3 separate regions of the Mus musculus genome follow, and all the other regions are linked to region 3. Evidence: chromatin loops called from intact Hi-C (ENCODE). Cell type or tissue: heart. All regions are shown on one strand. Region 1 overlaps Pctp (phosphatidylcholine transfer protein). Region 2 holds the start of Pctp (phosphatidylcholine transfer protein). Region 3 holds the start of Stxbp4 (syntaxin binding protein 4).

Region 1 (8,000 bases), 650 kb before region 3:
GAAGAAGGTAACAGGCTCTGAGTATGACCATTGGGAAAGAAGGCAGCAATGGAGCCGATGGAGCTGGCCAGAGGCAAGGTTGCTTGGGAATGAGTAGCGCTTTGAAGATGGGAAGTATGAATGGAAGGGCGAGCCTCAGGTGGTGTAGCACAGCCAGAGATGTCCTTCATGGATGACGGAGTCCCAGTCCCCTCCTTAGGTTTTCTTGTGGTAGTTCTGACACGCTTTCACCATGTCCTTCAAAAAGTTTGGAACTCCATTCTGCAAAAGAAAAGACTATGTTTCTATGTATCCTTCATTCTCTGGAGTGTGGCAGAGAAAAACAATGGGTTTGGGGGGTAATCAAAGACAATGGGGCCCCTGATCCAATTTCAACATGACGCTGTCACAGAAAACGGCAGAAGGCAAGACCCAGAGCAGACAGACTTGAAAGGCTTGAAAGACAGGGCCTTCGAGTTGACTTCTGCTAATAAAAACTACAGAGCTCCTTTTGAAATTATTATTAATTAAAAAGGAAGGGAGGCTAGGACTAGGGCTCAGCCTAAAAGCACATGCTTTTCCTGTGATGAATCTGAGGTCAGGTCCCAGCACCTATGTCAGATAGCTCACAGCCACCTGTCACTCCAGCTCCAGGGCCAACTGGACCCTCCAGACACATATGCACACATCCCCATCCACATATGCATATAATTTCTTAAAAATATTTTTTTAAAAAGGAAAGAAAAAATTAAAACAAAACAAAAGACTGGAACAAAGTAAATCAAGAGTCGGAATTAGATTGCTGGATACTTCCTTAAAGAAGTGGAAGGGCTTGTCTTACTGTTTTAAAAAAAATAGTGTTTGTGGTTAGGGGATGGGATATGTTGTACAGTGTCAAGCACTGTGCATGACTTTGCAAAAATGCTGTTTCACTGACTTCATCTCCATGCAGGGGGCATTATTCATCTTCAGTTTTTGAAAAAAAAAAAAAAAAGGAAGTTGGACTTCCCTGACTAACAGAAAACAGTCAGTAACAGAGCCCAGGTTCAGAATTGCATCTGTTTGCCTCTGACACCTATAGGCATTCTTACTTTCCCATGAGCCACTGGAGTTCACCACAGGACCTGCACAAAGCCTGCTGAATTGTCACAGTGATGCAGGACCCTAGGAGTGGCAGCCTATAGTGATCTGAGTCACTACCACTGTAACTTGGCCCGAGAGACTGAAAAACAGCAAAGACAACCGAACTAGAGGTTTCCTCTGAGCCAGGGAGGGTCTGCTTGTCTCTAAGCAAGGTCTGACTGTCTCATAAGCAGATACTGAAAACACTGGAGTCCCTGTAAGGGGCAGCCTTACGTCTGGAAGTTCCAGCGAGTAATCATGGAGGGTCCGTGGCTACCAGCAGGGAAGGGCTGACATTCTTGGCTAACAGAGTCTTTGTCCTATGTCTCAGCCTCCATCCTGGGTGTTGGCCACTCCAATAATCACCAAGTCACTCAACCGAGCTCTTCATAAAAGACTCTCGTTACCCTGGGACAATGCATCTTGTGACAACCCACAGGCTAAGTCAACATTTGTCAAATGCACACTCCCCACTGCCTAACTCCTGGGATCTCACCTTGGCTGCCCAGTTAATGAGCCAGGACGGAATTTGGCCACCCGGGTTATCAAAGTAGTACATGAAAACTAAAAGAGAAGAGAAGACAATTCAGGAGGAGTGGGGGGGGGGACACGGGGGCTAGAAAAATACAATAACAAAGCTCCGCAAAGCCGTCTTCCGACTGGGACCCAGACAGCGCAGAGGAAGGAGCACGTGAAATGCCCCGACCTGCCTTGCGGCTACTGACACAGGAGTACTGTTGAAAATGCAGCCAGGGAAACACTTGGCTGTGCTTTCTTAGACACCTGATGAACGCTAGACGTTTGCACATCATCGTTATCCAAACAGCCCCAAGGAACTGACGGTTAGCATACACGAGGAAATAAAGCTCAGAAAAATGAGAAGACAGACCTAACAAGCAGCAGACTTAGGGTTCGGATTTTGTGGGCCACATTCATGCCGGTATGGCAGATGCGGTTGCCCCGTTTTCCTTCTTGGAGACTGGAACTCGATGTTCTTAAGTCTCTGGCCTTGTGTGTGTGAAGGGCTGGATCCTCCAATCCACACCTGCCAATCCCCTAGCCCTGTCTAGGCTCGGTCCCTATAGCTACAGGGTAAGCCGGAAGCAACTCTTTCTAAACTCAAGGGTTTCAATGTTCTGATTTCATTTGGACAACAAAGAATGAATGGGTGGTGGGTGGGGCTGGAGAGTTGCCTCAGCTTTTAAGAGCCTGTATTGCTCTTAAGGAGGATCCTGGTTCAATTCCCAGCACCCACGTAGTGGCTGACAACCACCTGTAACTCTAGTCCCAGGAGATATGATGCCGTCTTCTGATCTCCACAAACATCAGGCAAGAAACGCATGTGGGCAAAACACACTAATGAACATGTAAGAATAAAATAAATAAATGTTAACAAGCAGAAGAGTGCACCGCATCAGACTGGAACATCTACACTGAGGCCTAGCCAATCTCTGATGTGGATCCAAACACTCCCACATGGCCACCTCACGTCTCCTTTGTTCCCGGGCCATGGTTACATTCACTGGATAAGCTTTTGCCTAAGCTGCCTCCTACTCAAATGGCACTGGCTTAGCTGCTGCCCTGCCCCGAAAGCTTTACCTCTGCTCCCCTTCTTGCCGTCACTCTCGATCGCCAGGCTCTGTTTGTACTGTTTCACTCGGATGACCCCAGACTTCTCGGGAAACTGAGGTGCCGAGATACTCTGGGCCAGGACCACGTAGATCTTCCTCCCGTCCACATCCAGGTCTCGGCGCTGGCGGGTGTAGACGTACTGCATAGCCAGTCAAGGCATGATGCCAGCGAAAGAGCAGCCCACACTGGTGGCAATGGAAGGTCTCTCTGCACCTTCCACGTAACAACTGGTCCCTTCTGCAGAATGCCCACTTTCCCTGCAGAGCTGAACCTCACAGTCAACGGTAATTCTCACTGGAGAGTGCCTGTTACCTGGCTGTGAGCAGATCCCCTGAATGCTTGGTTACACAAGGGTCACCTTCCTCCTTCTCCAGGAAGGCATCCTGAGAGCACTATTCACTTAGCTGTAATCATGGGGACGCTAATCAAACACTCTCAGGTCCACAGGCCGGGATGTTAGGGGCATTAGAGAAATCCAGGGGCAGAAAAACACTGGATAGAAATTGCATCAACCCATAGATATTGTCTCATCCGCAGCTGTCACCACAGACCTCTACCCATGGAAGGTGTCCTTGTCACAACTCAACTGTAGGAACACTTACGCACACCTCGAATTTTAGTAAGCAGATGTACTCTTTGAATTAACACTGGTTGACCAAGAACAGCAAAAACAATTCCACCTCTGGAAGCATGCACAAAACATTCCCAAGGTCGGCAGTGCTAGTCCATCAAAGACAATGACGTCTTTAAAAGCCTCAATCTTTACTTTCTATTCATTCTAAAATTAATGTACAAAGTGATCGGCTTCACGGTGGCCTCTTCTTCCATACAAATCATTATACTTTCTCATCTCCAATGTCCTTAGGTGGACTATTGTCAGGGCAGCTATTTGTCTGCAGCAACAACAATTAATAGGCTTAGACGGGAGGGAAAACTCCCTGCATTTCAGTCAACCACTTCACTTTATAAACGAAAAAATGGAAAGGAAAATCATACACCTGGTATCCAGGACAGCAGTCAAGAGGGCCACGCTGAAGAGAGGTTAGAAACAAAGTGGTGAGGCCTGGTTCCTCTGCCGTATCAGTCTGTCTGCCTGTTAGTTGTTAGCTCACGTCCATGGGACCCACCTGCTCTTCTGTGAGATCAAAAGATCTGGACTCACACTCTTCATAACCTGTTCTCCCCGGACTCCCAATTTTTGAGACTCATCAATTTCCACCTTTGACACTTTCTCTGGAGGTTGCCTTCCAGCGACCCCGGGTGTGGTTCCTGCCCTAAGTGGTCACACCCAGAAAGAACACTCTGGACTCTCCAAAAGTCACACAAGAAGCTCCAGGATTAGCATACAGTTCTGTAAGGACCCAAGACAGTGCCGTGACGTTAGTGGATCCCAGTGTAAGGGCGGCGGCTGGGGAACGCAGCACACGAAGAGAGACAAAGAACAGAGTGCCGTACAGAAAGGATACATCTCTGTTGGACAGCGGGAAAGGGTACTTCACTTCCCAGTATGCCACCATCTGTTCATCACTCTCCTTCTCGTAGAGTTCTGAAGCAGAACACAAGAGGTTAACGTACCTGCCAAACCCAGTGGCCTCAAGGAGCCTTTTCAGCCTCAGTGTGTGACAAACCCCTCAACTCACAAGACATAGAACTATTTTTTAAAACAAAAGTATATTTAATGTCGCTGAAAGCTTGCTGCCTAGGGGTGGTCTAGAGGACATGGAAACACAGAAAACCTAAATAAGCCCCCAACACTTGTCCATGGTACCAACAGAAGGCAGGGATAGAATGTAAGGAACCCGGTATAAGAAATTACCATCGGCATTAAAGCAGGCCAACCACCAGGTGTCACTAGAGGACCGGGAGTACCATCAAGGTTTGCCTCCCAACGCTTAGCCAGACACTGAGGAAGTCAGAGCCTAGCATGTATAAGTTCAGGACATCTGGGAAACAAAAGGCCCACAGAGAGCTGTGTTCTCAAACAGCCGGAACATGGCTGAACTATGGCTAACGCTGGGTTTCTTGTGTCTTTCCTCTAACCACCTGCTACAGCTTTGGGAACCAAATTCCCTTAATGTTTGTGCTCTAGTGTCAGGACATGCAAACTGTAGCTCTTGGAGGACAGAGTGAAAGAACCAAAGAGCAGCCTATGCTTAGCCTGTGCGGTGGGCTCCCATCTAACCATCCAGAGAGGATCAAGACATCCGTGGGTGAGATGTCAAGGGTCCATGTAGCATGTAGAAGAATGCTATCAGAAACAGACTGTTGATTAGGGAGCTTTGTGGCCTCTTGATGTCAATAGGACACTAAAGACAGTCATGAAGGGAAAGAATGAGTGGGCCTGTTGCCTCTGTGTGTTTAGTATTCTTGCTGCTCCCCCTCCCCCCCCACACTGCCCCCTCCCTCACACACTGCCTTACCCTTCTCTACTATGAGGTTTAAGTAGGTAAAGGAGCAATTTCAGGGTTTGGAAAAGGAGCAAGATATGACCATAATAAATGAATGACCATGGCCTTTTTAGGCCCAATGGATCACAAGACTCTTGGGTAGTCCTAAAACCCAAAAGCAGTACAGTCAGGACTTCCAGATTGTCCTAGCAAATCTAACAACAGCTTCACTGTACCAGAAACCACAGTGTGGACAGCTGATGGTAGGTTCTGCAGTTACTTTTCTTTTGTGCTCCCATCAATTTATTTATTTTACTTTTCATTTTTTAAAGTCAGCTACCTTAGCTGACATGAACAAAGGTGGTTTTACAGGCTAGCTACCTCCTCACATGGCTCTTTTCCAAGCAGGACCCACACAGGCATCTATGGGCAAAGTGTGTGTCACATGATTGCCTTATGGCTGCTGGGGGAGTGGGACGGTGTCAGTCGGCTCCCTTGGCTAGGCCCATGTGCTGACGTTCCCTAATGAAGACGAGTATGTGAGAGCATGAAGCTGCTGCCTGATTCCATGTCCAGGATTCACAAAACAAGCAGTCGCTTTGAGAAGAGCTGCAGAGAGTGAGTCCCGGCACTCTGGCTGACTTTATCGGGAAGGTGTGACTCTCTTTCCTGGAGTTATTTGCATGATGAGAGTCTGAGTCTGTATCTTCTGGAGGACACGTTCCCAAGGAACAGGAACCTGCCTGAGAATTAGGTCAATACAGAGGGGCACAGGCTAGAGCTGAAGAAACATCCGGATGGGGGTGCGCCTTTGACACTTGCAGTAGTCTTGACTAAACACTTCACTGTGCAAGTCTCTTCGACAGTGGCTGAGATGACAGGGACACTGACCCTCTGAGATGTAGGGGGTTCTCTGTTTAATGGTTTCCAACTCGGTGTTTCTCTCCATTATATAGACTATGTAGGCTGTAGATCCTGTCCCTGCTATGGGTCATGAGATGTTCTCAGATTACTAGTAGAGGAGGTGGGTCAGAGGACATCACCACCCCACAACCCCACCTGCCAGTGACTTCTGAACAAGCTGCTTTGCGCCCTCTGTCTTGAGGCTTCCTGGACCTCCAGGGCCCTCCAGCTACCCCCTCTCCCAGTCTCTCACTTCCTCACATGCATGCGCCCTTGCTCATCTGGAGATCTTTGATTCGATTTCCAAAAGGAAGTTTGGCTGCCTATCTTCTGGGAAGGCGTCCATGGCAATCAAGCTATGTGTGCAAGCACAGCTCCGGAAGCAAGGCAAAGCAACCGTGAGGACAGATGGAAGACTGCCTCGAAGCCTCTGTGAAGGTGAGTACTGGAGGTGGTGAAGGCCATGCTATAGCCTCAAGTATAACAAGACTAAATTAGTCAAAAGTAGATTAACTCTCAAAGGATTCTTAATTGACACAAGCCATCACTCACCTTTCACATACTGGTCCCATTGTTTTCTGTAGTCTAAGTCCATGTAAACATCTGCGAGGAGAGCCGGCGAGCAGCCTTCCAGGACACCGAACACCTTATACTCATAAAGTCCACTTGGCTATGGAGACAGAGGTGGGGGGAACAATTTGTTGATGCTGGAGTTGAGATTCCACATCACATACAAAACAACTGGACCTGGGGTTCAACCACACCAAACACTGCTCTCTTGTGGGGTCTTGGTGACCACAGAACAGGAAGAGGTAGGGCTCCTGGTCTCCTGTGTCTTATATACAGCTGCAGGTGTTGGTGGAGGGAATAGTCATAAGCATTAGCCAGATAATTTAAGTAGGATATAAGAAGAGTTACATAGTAAGCAGTGTTTTGTGGAGGACCTGTGTCAACAGTAGGTAGAAAAGGCCACTATAAGGAACCATCTCCCAAGAATTAGCAAGATATCATGTTCTAAACGTCAGAAAGACTGGCCATTGGGAAATGAAGAAAGCCACTCCTGGTAAGAGTAATAGATAGACTGATGTGATTAAAGAGAAATGTCTAGATCTCAGAGTGGTAGGAGCAGAGGTTAGAGATATTGAAGAGTCAAGACACCAAAGACCTTGAAAACCATGGTAAGAGTAGGGCTTTGATTCTCATTGCTCTGGAAAGCCAGAGGAGGACTGTGGACAGAGATGTGGCCAGATATGACTAAGGATAGTTTGGGCCAGATCTAGTTAGATTGCAAAAGCTTTTGAGTTGGTAAAGAACAACACCATAGAGGTACAGAAATGACCTTTAAAACTTGGTGCACTCATGCCTAGTTGATAATCCACTGGAGGCCTGCCCCTCTTTCAGAAGAGAAACAGAGGAGAAGGGGGAGGAGCAGGAGAAACTGGGAAAGTAGGGAAGGGAAACTTTGGTCAGGATGTAGGATAGATGGGTGGGTGGGTGGGTGGATGGATGGATGGAAGAATGGAAGGAAAGAAAGAAAGAAAATAAAACCCAGTACACTATTCCAGATAATAATGCAGAAACGGGAAGCTAACATCCATGGTGGGAAGACCGGGAAGGTAAATTCAGTAGGAATTACTGCTGGAAGAATGAGGGGAGGGAAATAGATCACCAAGGAGAATTCAGCCAACCACTGCTGGACATGACAGGTGATGGAGTGGACTCGACTAACACAGAAGAAACTGGAAAGGGGGATCTGTGAGCTATTGGGGTAAGAGTTCTAGTCTAGTCTGGCTGATTGCCAGGAACCAGGTATGCTCCATGGGCAGCCAGAGTTCTGAGGAAGGGGTATATCCTACATATCCACAGAGCACAATGAAACCAATGTTTTCTTGTGAAGTCCTTTACAAGACAGAGTTTTTCAATTGTTTTTACTTTGGAGTGTGTATGTGGAGGGGTTATATGTTTTTGTTTATTTTA
Region 2 (8,000 bases), 630 kb before region 3:
CGCATGTCCCTAAATGCCAGCACTCGGGACTCTGGCACAGAAAGATCATCCAGAGTTCCAGGATAACCTGAGCTACACAGAATCATTTGCATCTACTTTAAAAGATGGCAAAATTTACTTTTTTATTTAAAATATAACGTATATCATCGAAGAGTGCTCCAAAGCCTCTGAATTTGTTCTTAACCCTTTCAAAACCTCACAGTAAACCCGTCACAGCTGCATTTATATGTGCAGTTTGTCTTCCTTCCATCCTCATTTCAATAAAGGATGCTAAAGGGAAAACCACAAGGAACAGCAAGATGACCACCTCAACTGCCTCGGATGAGGAGGATGGAAGGCAAATCAGTCACTCACCAATGGCCACCTTGAGGCCATCAACAACATGCTAAGCATGATCCTTAAAAGCCCATTAGTCTAACCAACCTGCACAGTATCTTCCTAAGCAAACCACTGGACCTTCAGAAAGGACACTCTCTTTGAGTGTCATGTCACTTAAATCACTGTAGAGCATCAATAACCATCGAATGGGTATATAACCAGTCTTTGGTCTCTCTTTCCATACATTAATAATGAGGCAGTCCATCTCTCTCAGCATAGTCCATTCTATATTCCAGGTTCTCTACCAAAGAATGATGTAGGAGGTAGAGTAAGGAAGGGGCTTCATGGACAGAAAGCCTGCGTGTTACCCTGGGAACACCTCTGAATCCCAAGCCTTGGCTATATCATGTACCTTCCTAGAACCGTGATGTCTTTATGTTCATGTACAGAGGATGGCCTACATCCAAGGGAATGGGCAGATGCTGCAGGAAAAGGTGAACTGAGACTTAGCTTTCCACCCGGCCTGTGCCTTCTGTCCAGAGAGACAAAGGGTTTTAAGAAACAAGTGTGGGACCAAACAGCTGGGTTCAGAGGCTGATGATAATTTCAAACCAACCAACTCATTTCCTCCACACACTCCTTTCCAAATGGGCAAAAAGGTGATGATCAATAGCATCTACCCTAGGGCTGACATTAGACCGGAGTAAGTCAATATCTGCCAAGTATCTGGTGCCCAGATTACATGACAGTATGCTGCAAGTGTTGGCTATCACAATGACTGGTAGTAATTCTGTGACTAAGGATGACATCGATAAGATCACAAACTGGCTGTCGGGTGCTGAACATTTGGGATAGGAGACAGTCAACAGGCAGAAGGCCAAGGGACCAGTTATAAAGATGAGGCAATATGAGGTGAGAGGTGCTGAGAAGCCAAACTCAAAACGGAAGAGAAAGGGGAGGGATGGAGTTCTGATACCTGACACACAACTCAGCGAGTGCCTGGTTATGTGGCTGGCAGGGTAAGGGCAGGGAGAGAGCAGGAGTTTTGCCTCAAAGTGTCCTGTCCAGTTTCACACTGGGAGTTGTTAAAGTCTCAATAGGATGCTAGTTCTGTGTGCTGTATGTGGCACGGGGTCTCTTGTAAGAAGCACACACCTGTGGATGCATGTGAGCACAATTAGCGAAAAGACAAAAGGGCAGCTAGAGGTTCTCTCTGTGCACTGAAGTTTAAGTGGGGCACGGCACAAAGCCATCCTCCAGGCTGATAATTATCGTCAGTGAGTTCCTGTCTCTGACACGGCAGAGGCATACAGTAGAATTTCCTATTGCCAACCTCACAAAGTAGCCCTAACCCCAGAGGACTGTGAAACTATGTAGATCCAGGCTGCGATGTAACCTCACAGACGAAGCTTGGGTGACCTCAGCTGTAGGGAGGCCACCTCTGCACGCCAGAAACGCCATCCACCTTCACACAGTTCCGTCTAATCCAACTTGTTCCACAAATGTCTCGCACTAGGTTATAAACCCTCCAACTGCATCTGTCCTGAACTTCTCTGCCTCTGTGACACAGTTACGCCATTCCTCCATGTCTGCTTCCTTCACCTGTGAAAGCCAAGGCTCCCATAATAGATCAGTATTTGGAATCCTTTGCTATACCAGTCTGATCTTGTGCCAAGGAACTTCTGTTGCCTACAGCAAAGCAACTGATGCCAAACCTCCAGTTTCTCCCACCTGACTAGCTACTTGGTTCCAATGGCTTCTTAAGATGCCTCAAGATGCTTAACAACCAACTACACTCCTCCTCCGGCCTCCATTGCTCTTTCTGCATGAAGTTTCACAACCGAATTATTAAATAGACCTTAAAATTAGATCACACCCACACAGAAGACAGTCACTAAATTGATGGAATTGCTACTGTTACCTCTTGGCCAGCTCTGAACATCCAGTCCATGAGTCTTGTCTCTTTCCTACCTGCCTCAGGACATGGCCCTTCTGTACCCCATACAGAACTGGCACCCATCTGGCAAAAGGAAACATGTTCTCTGCAGACACTGGCATGGTGTAGGAATGAATAGACCAATGTTTCAATTTTCCTAGCAAACAAACGGACTGAAGTTGGGCTAAACTTCCAAACTACTCATTTTCTGTTTTCTATCAGCTGATTGCTGCCAAATGCCTCTCTCTTGTGAATGTAGATAAACACACACTCCTATATGTCCACGGGCACGCCACTCCAGCTCGATCTCGGAAACCCTGTATTGGACCCGTTATACCCACTCCCAGTGAAAGTCCAGATCCTAGACCGGGTGGGTTTCTTTGGCACCTCGCCCCATCTTCAACCACGAGCCGTTAAATACAATTCCCTACTCCCAGGCCGTTTGATTTTTTTTGCAAACGCTGCAGAGTAAAACATAAATTACAACTCAGAAGTCTAGCAACAGGAATGACCTGAGGCTGAGCTCGGACAACCTGCCAGCCGCATAAGATCTACACAGGGTAAAGTAGCTCCAAGGAGCCTAGTCACCCCTGCAGAGCAGTGGAGTACCCTTGGCGAGTCCTAACCAGGGGGCCCAGGCCCCTGACCTCCTCCAGCGGGCAGGTCAGTTGCTACCTGGTCCAGCAGCCGGTAGATGGTTATGCCTGAGGCCTCTACCAGGAGCTGCCAATCGGCCCCGGTCAGCGCCGGTTTCTGGAGTTCAGCACAAGCCTCCCGGAACTGCTCGTCCGAGAAGCAGCATGCGGCCCCCGCCATCCTTCCGCAGCCAGGATACAGCGCCCGGAGCGCAGGTCACTCACTGGCCCTTAGAGAGATCGGGGGCGGGGTCACAAGGTGACCCCAACCTGATTGGCAGGGAAGAGAGAAGGCGGGACTTGGTCGAGGAGGCGGGACGTGGGAGGGCGGGGGTGGGGAGCGGAGGTTAAGAGGGCGGTTCCAGATCTGAAGACAGGCGGGGCTAAGCAAAGGTTAAGAAGAATGCCGAGTTAAAAAATACTAGAAAAAAAGCTGTCGCTTATCTGGAGAAAGAAGGAAGGGCTGAAGAAGTAGGGAAACTTCTGGAAGTAGGGCCAGCACATCCTATACTCACCTCCACACCCTTCAAACCTGCGTGAGATTCCTACCCCCTACCTCTCTGAAGGTGGAAAGGTCTCTGGAAGACATTTGGGGAGAGGGACCGAACACAAATGCTTGAAAGTCTCAGAGGTCAGATGCTAGTTTTATATATATATATAATTTTTTAAAAATGCTCTTCTTTCTGGTATACATTTTGAAACCGTGTTTTGTGAATCAATCCCTTAGAATCAGCAGAAGGGCAAGGAAGTCACAATTAAGAAATCAGATCACAATGGACAAGATTTTTGTGGGTACAAATGATATGAAAGATAAGGTACCTGGATTTCTGCAGCTTGCATAATTTAGGTCTTGCAACTCAAAGATCTTTTTGTTCATTTGAGTCTTACTCAGCCGAAATCTGCAACCCTGGCTTTGAGTAAAGTAGGGAGTTCAAAGATAAGTGCAAACACCACTCAATTGCCAAGACCGCCTGGAAAGCCAAATTGCCTAATCTGTAAAATGGGTCAAAGACTGTGCTGCCTTAAATAGTCGAGGGCCGTAGAATATCCCAGTGCCTACCAAAGTGGTATTTAATGATCATTCCCTCTTGTTTTTCAGGAATAAACTGAAACACAATTTTTTCAATACTAGAAGGGGAAAAAAAGTGGTTAAAAAAAAAAACTATTGAAAGCCAGTTTACAAAAGCCCCACGGTCACATTTGCCAAAAAACAGACAGATCACTGTTTTATTTGCCTCAGCATGGATTTTCTTGTACAGGACAGAAGGAAAGTAAGTTATTCCAAAACACGGGAAAGATTGCTTCAAGACAAATTTCCTTGCAGTTTTAGTGGTAGCCTGTAAGCTTTCTCACAGGTGTAAACTATTACTGAAACAAGCAATCCACTCACACTCATCCAACAAGGAAACCAATGTGGAGGATTGTCAAAGATTGCCAAAGGACCAGTCATGATTGTGTGCTTTCATGGGATCGGAACTTTGTCACCACAGAAATATTGATGGATTAAGAGAGGCCCAAGGGAATGAACAGGACCATAGAAGAAACAAGAGACCAAATTCAAACTGCTTTATTGTACATGTTTAAATATGTTGTCTGTCTGTCTGCCTCTCTCTCTCTCTCTCTCTCTCTCTCTCTCTCTCTCTCACACACACACACACACACACACACACACACACACACACGTTATTTTATTTTTGTCAATACAGAATACAATCATGTTACCAAGCAGGTTTTCTTTCATGCAGGTCCCCCCCACCCACCCACCCACAAAAGAATCTACAATGGCTTTCTTCTGTCCTGTAGGAAAAAGAAATTAATGTTGAGGTGAATAAAATTGTAATTTGTCTGTGCTGTGGCAAATGTGACCTTGGAGCTTTTGTAAACTGGCTTTAAATAGTTGGGTTTTTGTTTTTGTTTTTTTTTTTTGTAAATAAAACAAAACAAAACACCTTTTTTGTTTAAGGCCTGTTATTGACGATTTACATAAATAATCCAACCTGTTTCCTTTATGAGAAAATGTCTCTTTAGGGTGTGTGGGGTGGAAGATCCAGGTCTCACAGTGAAGACCTGACTAGGAACTCATGGAGATATCCCTGCCTTTGCCTCCTGTGTGCTGGAGAGGAGATGCCTTCTTAGATGAACTGACTACGCAGCCACCCAAGCTCCTGGTCTCAGCTGTTGAAACGCTGGATAAGACAGACCAAAAAAAAAATAATAATAATAATTGTAGGCACACAGCTGAGAACAAAGAAGTGCGGGGTAGAGTTCAGAAAAGGGAGACAGAGTGGGAGCCACAGAGAGAGAGGTCCATGGGAAAGGATGTTTCAGAATGGATAGCATCTGCCTTGGCGTTTCCCCATCCCCATACTCCCCACCCCTGGTTCTGCAATCCTGTGTCCGTGGAGGAGCTCCTTTATAAAAGAGGCTGTTGAGCATGACCCCTGTTGAGAATGAACCCTTTCTGTCACCCTATTGACACCTGTCCACATATATCAAATATGTCAGAGGGCATGTCGTAAAGCCAAGGAACAAGTCTTGCTGCTAGTATCAAGTCATAAGGAGTCCTGTCATTCTGTGCTTACCAAAGAATGTCCTCTAGACAGCTTAGTGTGGCAAAGGTGTGACAGACAGGTCCTCTGCTGAATTTAGCATGGATTTTAATCTCTCTCCAGTGTAGGAAGAGCGTGCGTCTCTTTGAGGAGGAGAACTTCCTGTTTTCATCGGAACAACAGAGTTCTTAGCGGATTCAGGCTTTATAAGGGGACTCTGGTCCAGCTCCCCATCTGCTATAGGTAGAGCAGAATCTTCAAGTCACACACAAGCATCAGCAACTCAGCCTGCATCCCTCAGACTTCCTGTCTTCAGGGGCTTGGGGACACCCAAACACAATACTTCTGCCTTTGATGCCTGTGTTGAGAACCACAGGTAATGAGTAGGCACAAAATTCGACTAGGACCATTCAACCTCTGGGTTGTTGCCAGGATCAAAACAGGAGATACTTTCACAACACAGAGTTACCACAGGAGAAAGATGTACAAAACAGAATTAAGAGTCACCTAGGCCTGAGGAAACGGGACCTAGGACATGGTTCAGTGGCAGAGCAGCTGCCTCAGAAGCATGAGGCCCTAGATCTGATCCTTAAAAATAATAACAGTACCCGAGGAAACAGCTCTCCATATGAAGGAATTAGAAGATATACAATTAAAACCAAAAAGGTTCTAATCTTTTGATGAAAGCAGATGATGATGATAACTCCAATGTGAAAACTAGTTGGTGCATTTATAGCAATCCAAAAGGAGTCCCAGGCTGTAATAAAAGAACAGAACACACACACACAGTAGAATTTCTACAAATGGAAAACAGTTATTGAAATGAAAACTTAGCATCATCAAATGGCTGGCTTACTATAATGTAGGAGTGATACAGAAGTGAAGAGGTGACCCTGAGAGAACACCATGAGGAGATAGAGAAACTAAGTGTGAATGTGCCACTCACTAAGGTCCATCTAGCCATGCAGAACTGCCAAGAATTTCTGACTTGAATTCCAGAAGAAGAGAACAGGAAGGTGGGGTGTGGGGTGAGTAGGCGGTGGGGGAGATAGAGAGGAGCGAGGGTGAGAAGGACTCAGGAAGCTGAAACGTAATGAAAATGTTCAACAACACGGAAAACAGCACAAGGTGAGGCAGAGTTCTGTTTAAGAGGTCAATAAGAGATTGATTAACTTGGTGTTGTTTAACTGTGCAGTAAAAACAAGGATATGAACTCCTCAGTGTCAATATAAAAAAAAACCTATGGAAAACAAAAGTGAATATAATATTTAATTATGTATCTCACCTAGAAGCTATTACCAAATGACAGGGAAAGAGGTTCGGCATTATTGGTCCTTCAGACAGTTTGCATTAAAACCAGAGTGAGGTATTACTGTATAGTTATTAGAATGGCTAAAGGCAAAGAATTCATCAGGGCTAGGAAGGAGGCTCCATGGGAAAAGGTGCTTGCTGCAGAGTCTCATGAGCTGAGTTCAAGTCCCAGAACACACAGGATGGAAGGAGGAAGCCGAATTACATAGGTTGTCTTCTGACCTCCACACCTGTGTTAATGGCATTTTTATACCACAAACACACACACACACACAGAGAGAGAGAGAGAGAGAGAGAGAGAGAGAGAGAGAGAGAGAGAGAGAGAGAGAGAGAAATAATAGATAAATGTATTTTTTAAAGAAAAAAGAGAGAATCCCAATAAAAAGTGTTGGCAAAGCTGAGGAGGAGCTAGGTCTCTCTCTCTCTCTCTCTTTCTCTCTCTTTTTTTCTCTCTCCCTTTCTCTCTGTAAGTGTGTGTGTCTGGCTGTCGCTCTCTGTCTCTCACTGTCTCTCTCTCCCTCTGTCTCTATCTCTCTTTTTCTCTCTGTCCGTCTCTGTCTCTCAGTCTCTCTCTGTCTCTGTCTGTCTCTGTCTCCCCCTGTCTCCCCTGTCTCTCTCTCTCTGTCTCTCTCTTTCTCTCTGTCTGTCTCTCTGTCTCTGTCTCTGTCTTTCTCTCTCTTTCTCTCTCTCTCTCTCGTGATAGGAGTAAAACTGTTTAAACTCTTTGAGAAACTTTTCATAACTTCTTAAGAAGTTAAACACGTAACTACCCTACCATCCAGCCTTTCCATTCCTAGATACCCAGCTAGGATAAGTATTGTTCACACTGTAGACTATACACACATCTTCATAGACATGCTTTGTCAGGAGCCATAATGGGACAAGCTAATAACTAGCAGGTGATCATCCTAAAATGGCCTGCTTCAGATTATTATATAATCTGTGACAGGTTCACCCTTAGGAAGCAAGGCTATAAGGAATTCATTTTAGGAAAATTTCCTGCTATTAATATGCTTTTCCTGATATTATTAAACATATATAACAATCACCAAGTAATAGCATATCCCTTTGGAGCAGATCTCTGCTGATCCACGAAGATGTACTGTCTTGTAGTGATGGTATATAGACAAATAGATGACTTAATTCTTAATGATGATCCTATAAGAATTCCTAAAATTATATCTGTGATTGTTAAGCTCTTTTATAGTGTGATTGCTATTAGGTCCTTTTCTGATACTCAAAACTGCAATG
Region 3 (8,000 bases):
AAAGAATGTGTTAAGGAGTAATACTCAGTCTTACAGATGGTTCCAATAGCTTTTCCCCGCAAACCACATTAGTTGTTTCTTAATGAGCATAAAATAATTTTTATATCCCTTGTAATAAAGAAACTTGGCCAGGTATGGTGATATACATCTGTAATTGTAGTGCTGGAGGCTGATGCAGGAGGATTTTTGAGTTTGAGGCCAGCCTGGGTTTCTCTGGGAGACCCTAACTCTAAACAACAAAACTAGAAACAAATCCCTGAAGATACACCTCAGTAAAGAGATAAAAACCTTGGTCATGAATCAGGATGTCACTATGTGACTCCTAAGGAAATTCAATGAGACAGGCACATTGCTTCAGTTGTGCTGCTACAAAGGCTCATAAAAATCATACACAATCCGGGCAGTGGCGGCACACGCCTTTATTCCCAGCACTCGGGAGGCAGAGGCAGGTGGATTTCTGAGTTTGAGACCAGCCTGGTCTACAGAGTGAGTTCCAGGACAGCCAGGGCTACACAGAGAAACCCTGTCTCAAAAAAAACAAAACAAAACAAAACAAAAACAAAAAAAAGTCATAACAAAAATCATTTACATGCATACCAAGGGATAGTGTACCAATTAACCATGAGGTAGTTAAACATCTCAAGGCCATGGAGAAAGGCTAAAGAACAGCTTCACACTGGTGCAAACTAAAGGGCAAGACAACTGGAAGCCAGGGGCCGTCCTGGACCAGATTCTAGAACTAAGTTGGAAACAGCAGCATACGCAGTATTAATTTCAGCAGAGTTCTTGGACACCAGGGTGTGAAGTTCTGAACTGGCACATTCCTTAAAACCCACAGGTTGAAAACCTGGCCCTGGTGGAGCTCTGTTCAGATGGTGAAAGAGCTATTAAGGTTAAATGAGAACATAATGGTGGAACAACCGACTGATCAGAAGGGGTTAGTGCTCCTTTAAGAAAGACATCAGCAAGATTGCTGACTCCTGTCAGGCATGGGAGGACACAAGTCTGCCACAAGTGAGAGAGAATCCTTATGAGAAATCAGCCACCACCTTGATCTTGGTTCTCCAGCTTCCAGAAATATAATACATTTGTTGAGTAACCTGTTTCTGAAGTGTGCTGCTATGATGGGCCAAGGTGATCGCATGGTATTACTATGCTATGATAGCACAGCATTGGGCTGATGTTAAATACTTGATGGATGCCTGTGCTGTGTCCTTGTAATCAACACTCATGCAAGGATCCAGTTTACAGTTCCAGGATATCGTCTGTCTGCCCTCGTCTCCAAGAGTACAGAGATCTTTAAGATCTTGGAAACCAGGTGAAGGATAAGTTGGGAACGTATTATTTCTGCAATGTTTATATAACTTTTAAATCATTTCAAAGTGAATATTGGAGATTGAAACATTTTAGCTACCATCCAAAAACACTTTTATATACATGAGCTGTTATTTTTCATTATCATACAGGAATTGGATTGGTACCTATTTCATTTTATTAAAAGAGAAATCTAGAAAGACCTACATCACTTTACTGCTATCAAAATGGCTGTTCCTCAGATATTCACTTTCAATTAATAAGAAAGCAGTCATGATTGCAACCCTATTATTGACACATTTATACAGCTGTTTTGAAAAATATGGAGAAACAATAGCTGGAAAGGGAAAATAGTTGAAGGAAATATATTGTTAGCTTTAAGCACATTAGCATTAGCATAGGATTTTAAAAACATTTACAAGTATATTGTCTGCGTGTAGGTGCCATGTATGTGCAGTGCCTGAAGAAGCTAGAAGAAGCCAGGAACTGAAGTCAGAGACAGTTCTGTGTCCCTAGGTGAGTGCAGGAAACAGAAGCCAGGTCCTCTGCAAGAACAGCAAACGCTCTTAAGGTCTGAGCCACCTCTCCAGCCCCCTCATATGGAATTTGAGTCTATGCAGTAAGAAAAGTAAAATGAGAGCAAAATGTTGACAATCTGGTATCAGAATGAAAGTACATGTAGAGGGAAAGGGTGACCAAACACTGTCATACCAAGATGGGAGAAGAGAAGTCTGTAACTTCAGTGACCACCTACTAGAGTGATGTCCTAGACGATGCCTACAGCCCTCAGCGCTGTGGCCACTATTCAGTTACTTCTTCAAGGCCATCATCTCCACTGTCACTAACATGCAGATGCCCCTCACTTCTGCTTCCCCTTGCCCTGCTCATTCTCACCGTGTGACTTACATCATGTTCTTCCTGCAGTGTGAATCAAATCATATCCGATCACTCCCATTTTGTCCCTTAGCCATGGCTGAAATAGCTCTGTAGTATCAGGTGTCTGTACCTGCTGTGACCCCATTTCCTTTCACTGTTAACTCTGCTCGCTCTGCACGCTCCACACGGACCCTGGTTTTTTTTGTTGTTGTTTGTCTTTGTTGATATTCAATCCTATCCAACTTATTTCTGTCTCTGGACTTGTGTACGATGTGAGATTTTTGTCTCGTGGGTAGCTCTTTCACAGTTTGGGAGTAGGCTCAAATGTCACCCCCAGGAAGACCTTCTTTTACCTCTTTAGACCTTCTTTTACCCTCCTCATTGTCACTCTCAATGACTTCATGCCATCATCAGCTAGTTTCATAGCAGACACTGTTAGTTGAAATTCCTTTATTTTACATTTATTTTCTGAGTCCTTCAGTAGAGGCTGCAGTCAATAACAAAAGTGATTGTGCCTGACTTAGTTTGGAATGTCCCCAGCAAACTAAAAAGGTGTATGGCTCAGTGAGAGTCAAGGAATACGTGCTGATTGACTGATAGCTCTTCCAGTTTTCGGTTCCAATCCACAATGTGGGGATAGTTAGACCCACAGAGGCCATCAGAAATAAGCTCTAGCTTATGGAGGTGGAAAGGTGGGCACGAGAGAGCTATTGGCTTCTTACAGCTTCTGGAAGAAGGAAAGTCAGTTTTCTTTAATGGTGCAATTGATCACACCGATCACACTCACAGACTAACACATCAATGAGTTAGTTCGCCTTCAGCCTGGACTCTGGATAATAATAATGTGGGGGGGGGGGTAGTTTTGGGAGGAGCCTGGAGTAGGGGATGAATATGACCCAAATACAGAGTAAAATACCCTCAAAGAATTAATAAAACCAAACCATTATTTTGAAAAAGAAATGACCTAACTTTTATAAAATTCTTACTATGCTTCAAGCAATGGCAAAAATCATATTATATTCTTACCCTCCTTGAATTACTGTGATTTCCATTCACGAAATAGGGCCATCAGGTTACGGAGAAGTCATATTAAAATTAAACTTATGCAAGGACAAGACTTGTGTAAATTCATTGATGCTTAACCTCCGAATCTGCTCTCAGTGCTATTTAATATTTATTGGTCCTTGTTTGTGGAACATTTAGAGAACTGAAGAAAGCTTTAGCGTATTTCCCAGGGGTCTGTGCCTGCAAGATGCACGTCTTTATTCCTTCAGTCCCTCCTTTAAAGGCCCTCCTGTCCTGGTCCCTCTATTCTGAACAAACTTGGTTTTTTCGGCGGCTGTCTGACCTAATGGTTTTGCTGGGTAAACAGCAGAGGGGTGATGAGCGCAGTGGGAGACATCTGCCCATGGGGCTGAGAAGATGCACAGGTCGGGGTGTTGGAGAGAAAGGCGGTTCTCATACTAAGTGTTCCAGAAAGAGGGACGTTGGTTTGCCTGCGCTCAGTCAGCGGCGGAAAGCAACGGGGCTGAGCGAACCCCAAGTGAGAGCCCCGCGGCAGAGCTGCCGCTGGGGGCCGCTAGGTCGAGACAAAGGCTGGCGAAGTTTGGGGAGATGGGGATACAAGCCCCAGTGAGGAGCTTGCACGCCGAAGGCCCAAATGCATTTTCTGCAAAGTAAACTAAAGAAGCATCCCAAGGAAACAAAAGTGCGAGGCACAGTCACTTAGCAAGAAAACGCGAACTTACCCTCTTCGGGCCACCCGGCCTCCGTAGCGCCACTGCTAACTGTGGAATCTGGTAGTCAAGGCAGCAGCGGAGGCTCAAGCCGGGTACCGCGAGACTCGCGAGGTCTCGCGAGATCTCGCCAGCGGCCCCGCCAGGCGGGCATTCTTTCCGGGGGGTTATGGGAGGGCTCTGGTGTCCGGGATGGAGGTTGGTGGCTTCGTGTGGCCGGGGCTGGAGGCAGCCCGGGTGGTCAGGGCGGACTGTGGTGAACGCAGAGCTGGTGCTTAGGCCCGGGTGGGATGGGCTCGGAGGCGCGGAGCGGGGTCTGAGACGCCTCGGGACATGGAAGCGCCCGTGCGGGGTCCGGGGGCCCGCGACGCAGCCGCCACGGCGGCCGAGGAGCAGCAACCCTTTCCAGCGCGCGCAGGAGGACGAGTGGCGGCGGCGGAACAAGACGGTGCTCACCTACGTGGCCGCGGCCGCCGTGGGCATGCTGGGGGCCTCCTACGCCGCGGTGCCCCTCTATCGGCTCTACTGCCAGGTAAGGGAGGGGACGAAGCGCGGCACGGATCCCACCTGAGCCATCCCCCTGCCGGGGAGGCCGAGGTCACCCGCCGGAGGGGGGAGGGGGGCGTCGCCTCGGATCCAGACCGGGAAGGACGTGCCCAAGGTCACTAAAAAACCTTGCAAGTGGAAGCCGGTTCCGGTAATGATGGAGCTGGTGCCACCCTTCAAAGGGCTATCAGCACAGCCATTCTGTGAAGCGCGGGGAGAAGGTACCGCTGACACTTGGTGAGTTAGAGCGGCTGTCGCATACCTGGAGGTTCACAGGACACCTCCCCTGCCCCAGATAGTTGTCCAACCTAAAATGCTAATAGTATACAGTGGTGCCGAGACCCACAGAAATGGAATTGACACTCCTGTGTTCAAGCTTTCCTCATTCTAGGTTAGCATCATCAGCCTAGGCTAGTTTAGCATCATCAGGCTAGGCTGGGTTAGCCTGAGGTTTAAAAAAAAAAAAAAAGGAAAAAAACCCTAAAATCAAGTTCCACGTTAAGCACCGATATTTCCAAAAGAATGCCCTGTTACTTGTGGAATCAACGAGTTTTAGAGAAGGAAATAAATAAATAAGGGAAGCCATAGAATGGTCCCTCTTCATGAGCAAATTAAAATGTAACCCAGGAAAACTGTGACAGACTCAGTAATATAGGCTTGAGCCCAGGACATTATTTTTCTGTTTTCTACCTTTTAGTTTAAACACCAAACTTGAGAAACTTCAATAACATGTCCCTAGAATATATAAGGAATTGTTTTGTTATTGAAAGACGGAACACTTAACTTGCTTTTTCTTCAGCGGATTTAAATCCTTTATGAAAAAAAAAATAGTTCATCTTAAAACTGAGTCTCTGAAACAGAATCATATCCTTACCTGTTAACTAAGGTCAAATTTATGATTTCTCTTTTAGGATTAAAGTTTAATTTGACAATATTGAGAGAAATTGAAAAAGCTAAGTAACGTGTGTAACAAGTGAAAGAAAGATAATAAAATATTAATATGGTAGGGTTTTTTTTTTTTTTTTTTTTTTTTTGCATCTTCCTTTAGCCTCATTCGGCTTTTTGTTTTTCTGGTGTAAGAAAGGTGAATTATCTGGCAGTGAGAATTGTGATAACCTCAGGCAGCAGTGTGTACACCTTGGAAGTAACACCACCTCTACCTCTAATGAGGAAATAATGGTGATGGGGAAACGTCAGACACAAATTACTCTTTTGCTACTTTAGGGTAGTTGGCGGGCAGGGTAGCCAGACAAGAGGAAGAAAGTCAGGGCCTCATTAACTGTGATGAAGGGTAAATAGGTGTGTATGCAGAGAATTACAGCTAAGAGGCAGGAAAACATTAATCTCCCAAGTGGGAAAACAGTCATGATGCCCTAGGAAAGCAGAATATAAGAATAAAGTTATGAACTTAATTTGAACTATAAAACCCATGGTACAGAAAAGTATACACAGGAACATGGATTCCTTGTTTAAGTTAAAATGACCAGGTTTGGTTCAACTTTTTAAGTGAATAATAGTTTATGTAAAATATACTAGCCAGCGAAGGGGACTGTGTTTAATGAAAGTTACACTTGAAAATATTTGGTATCCTCTCAGAGATTAATAGTTTGTCTTCAAATTTTGCTTTTCAAAAGTAGGAATCACTTTAACAAATATAGGCAAACCGTTGATGCAGTTACAAGAATGGCCAGAGGTAGCATACAGTTTGGCTCCAAGTAGAACATTCAATCGCTTTCCAAATGTTACTTTTCTGCAGTAAGTCCGTGAAGATCTAAACCCTGCTGTTTACCATATGCAGTGTCTGTTGTAGACTACTGGACTTGGAGGATCAGCAGTGGCCGGGCACTCCTCAGACCAGATCGAGAACATGGTGCCTGTCAAGGACCGGGTCATTAAGGTCACCTTCAATGCTGACGTTCATGCCAGTCTCCAGTGGAACTTCAGACCTCAGCAAACAGAGATCTATGTGAGTGTCTAGTGCACCTGTCTAAGGTCATTTCAAAACGCTAGGCCACCCCACGAATAATTACACTCAATAATTGTGAAATATAATTCATGAAATGTAGTTGTACAAGTGTTTTGAAATGTCTACTTTTTTTGTGGATAGTTTCTTTATTTACAATATTTCAAATATTATCCTCCCTGTCCTCACGCCCCCTGCTTCTATAAGGGTGTTACTCCACCCACCCACCCACTCCCACCTCCCTGCCCTTGATTCCCCTACACTGGGGCATCTATCAAGCCTTCATAGGACCAAGGACCCCTCCTCTCATTGATGCCTGACAAGGCCATCCTCTGCTACATATGCAGCTGGAGCCATATGTACTCCTTGGTTGATGGCTTAGTCCCTGGGAGCTCTGGGGGGTCTGGTTGGTTGATATTGTTGTTCTTCCTATAGGGTTGCAAACCCCTTAAACTACTTCAGTCCTTCTCTAACTCCTCTATTGGAGACCCGGAGATCAGTCCAATGGTTGGCTGAGAGCATCTGTCTCTGTATTTGTAAGGCTCTGGCAGAGCCTCTCATGAGACAGCTATATCAGGCTCCTGTCAGCATGCACTTCTTGGCATCCACAATAGTGTCTGGGTTTAGTAACTGTATATGGGATGAATCCCTAGGTGGGACAGTATCTGGATGGCCTTTCCTTTAGTATCTGCTTTACACTTTATCTCCATATTTGATTCTGTGAGTATTTTGTTTTCCTTCTAAGAAGGACCAAAGCACCCATACTTTTAGGCTTCCTTCTTCTTGAGCTTCATATGGTCTGTGAATTGTATCTTGGGTATTTGGAGCTTTTGAACTAATATCCACTTATCAGTGAGTGCATATCATGTGTGTTCTTTTGCGATTGGGTTACCTTACTCAGGATGATATTTTCTGGTTCTATGCATTTGTCTAAGAATTTCATGAATTCATTGTTTTTAATAGCTGAGTAGTACTCCATTGTGTAAATGTACCACATTTTCTGTATCCATTCCTGTATCTGGGTTCTTTCCAGCTTCTGGCTGTTATAAATAAGACTGCTATGAACATAGTGGAACATGTGTCCTTATGACATGTTGGAACATCTTCTGGGTATATGCCCAGGAGTGGTATAGCTGGGTCCTCAGGTAGTACTATATCCAATTTTCTGAGGATTTCCAAACTGAATTCCAGAGTGGTTGTACCAGCTTGCAATCCCGCCAGCAGTGGAGGAGTGTTCCTCTTTCTCTGCATCCTCGCCCGCATCTGTCACCTGAGTGTTTGATCTTAGCCATTCTGACTGTGTGAGGTGGGATCTCCGGGTTGTTTTGACTTGCATTGCCCAGATGACTAAGGATGCTGAACATTTCTTTATGTGCCTCTCAGCCATTCAGTATTTCTCAGTTGAGAATTCTTTGTTTAACTCTTTACCCCATTTCTTAATAGGGTTATTTGATTCTCGGGAGTGAAATGTCTACTTTTTAAAAGTGCCTTCCTTCCCTTTGAATGTAACTATAACATTAGAGGTTTTTGTGACAGAGTCTCAATGTGTAGCCCAGCCTGGCCTA

The links. A loop is a pair of places that touch in the nucleus more often than their neighbours do. Peaks named below come from ENCODE experiments on the same cell type or tissue, not always from the same donor. Only the 100,000 strongest peaks of a DNase experiment are listed, where the experiment ranks them.
Region 1: a loop joins it to region 3, with 2.9 times the contacts of the local background. A loop is called at or near these places in 9 of 42 quality-filtered maps.
Region 2: it touches region 3 in a loop (2.6-fold over the local background); 9 of 42 quality-filtered maps call a loop at or near these places.

The regions. Positions count from the first base shown.
Region 1 is chr11:89,984,496-89,992,495 of GRCm38, forward strand. It overlaps Pctp (phosphatidylcholine transfer protein), which reads right to left. Exons shown (of 6, transcript NM_008796.3): 2 at 6,576-6,693; 3 at 4,200-4,279; 4 at 2,701-2,872; 5 at 1,598-1,665; 6 at 1-261. The coding sequence ends at 196. Among named protein-coding and RNA genes, the nearest start is that of Pctp, 14 kb to the right of the region's middle. In heart, a CTCF peak has its summit at 4,577 (motif pointing right); no DNase peak of the experiment used is centred here; H3K27ac peaks cover 308 bases; H3K27me3 peaks cover 405 bases.
Region 2 is chr11:89,999,773-90,007,772 of GRCm38, forward strand. Pctp (phosphatidylcholine transfer protein) reads right to left here and starts at 3,122. Exons shown (of 6, transcript NM_008796.3): 1 at 2,930-3,122. The coding sequence starts at 3,070. In heart, no CTCF peak of the experiment used is centred here; a DNase peak (open chromatin) is centred at 3,069; H3K4me3 peaks cover 1,458 bases; H3K27ac peaks cover 1,204 bases.
Region 3 is chr11:90,634,095-90,642,094 of GRCm38, forward strand. Stxbp4 (syntaxin binding protein 4) reads right to left here and starts at 4,014. Exons shown (of 18, transcript NM_011505.2): 1 at 3,939-4,014. Cox11 (cytochrome c oxidase assembly protein 11, copper chaperone) reads left to right here and starts at 4,090. Exons shown (of 4, transcript NM_199008.2): 1 at 4,090-4,458; 2 at 6,283-6,438. The coding sequence starts at 4,096. In heart, CTCF peaks have their summits at 3,774 and 3,981; a DNase peak (open chromatin) is centred at 4,037; H3K4me3 peaks cover 2,987 bases; H3K27ac peaks cover 1,819 bases.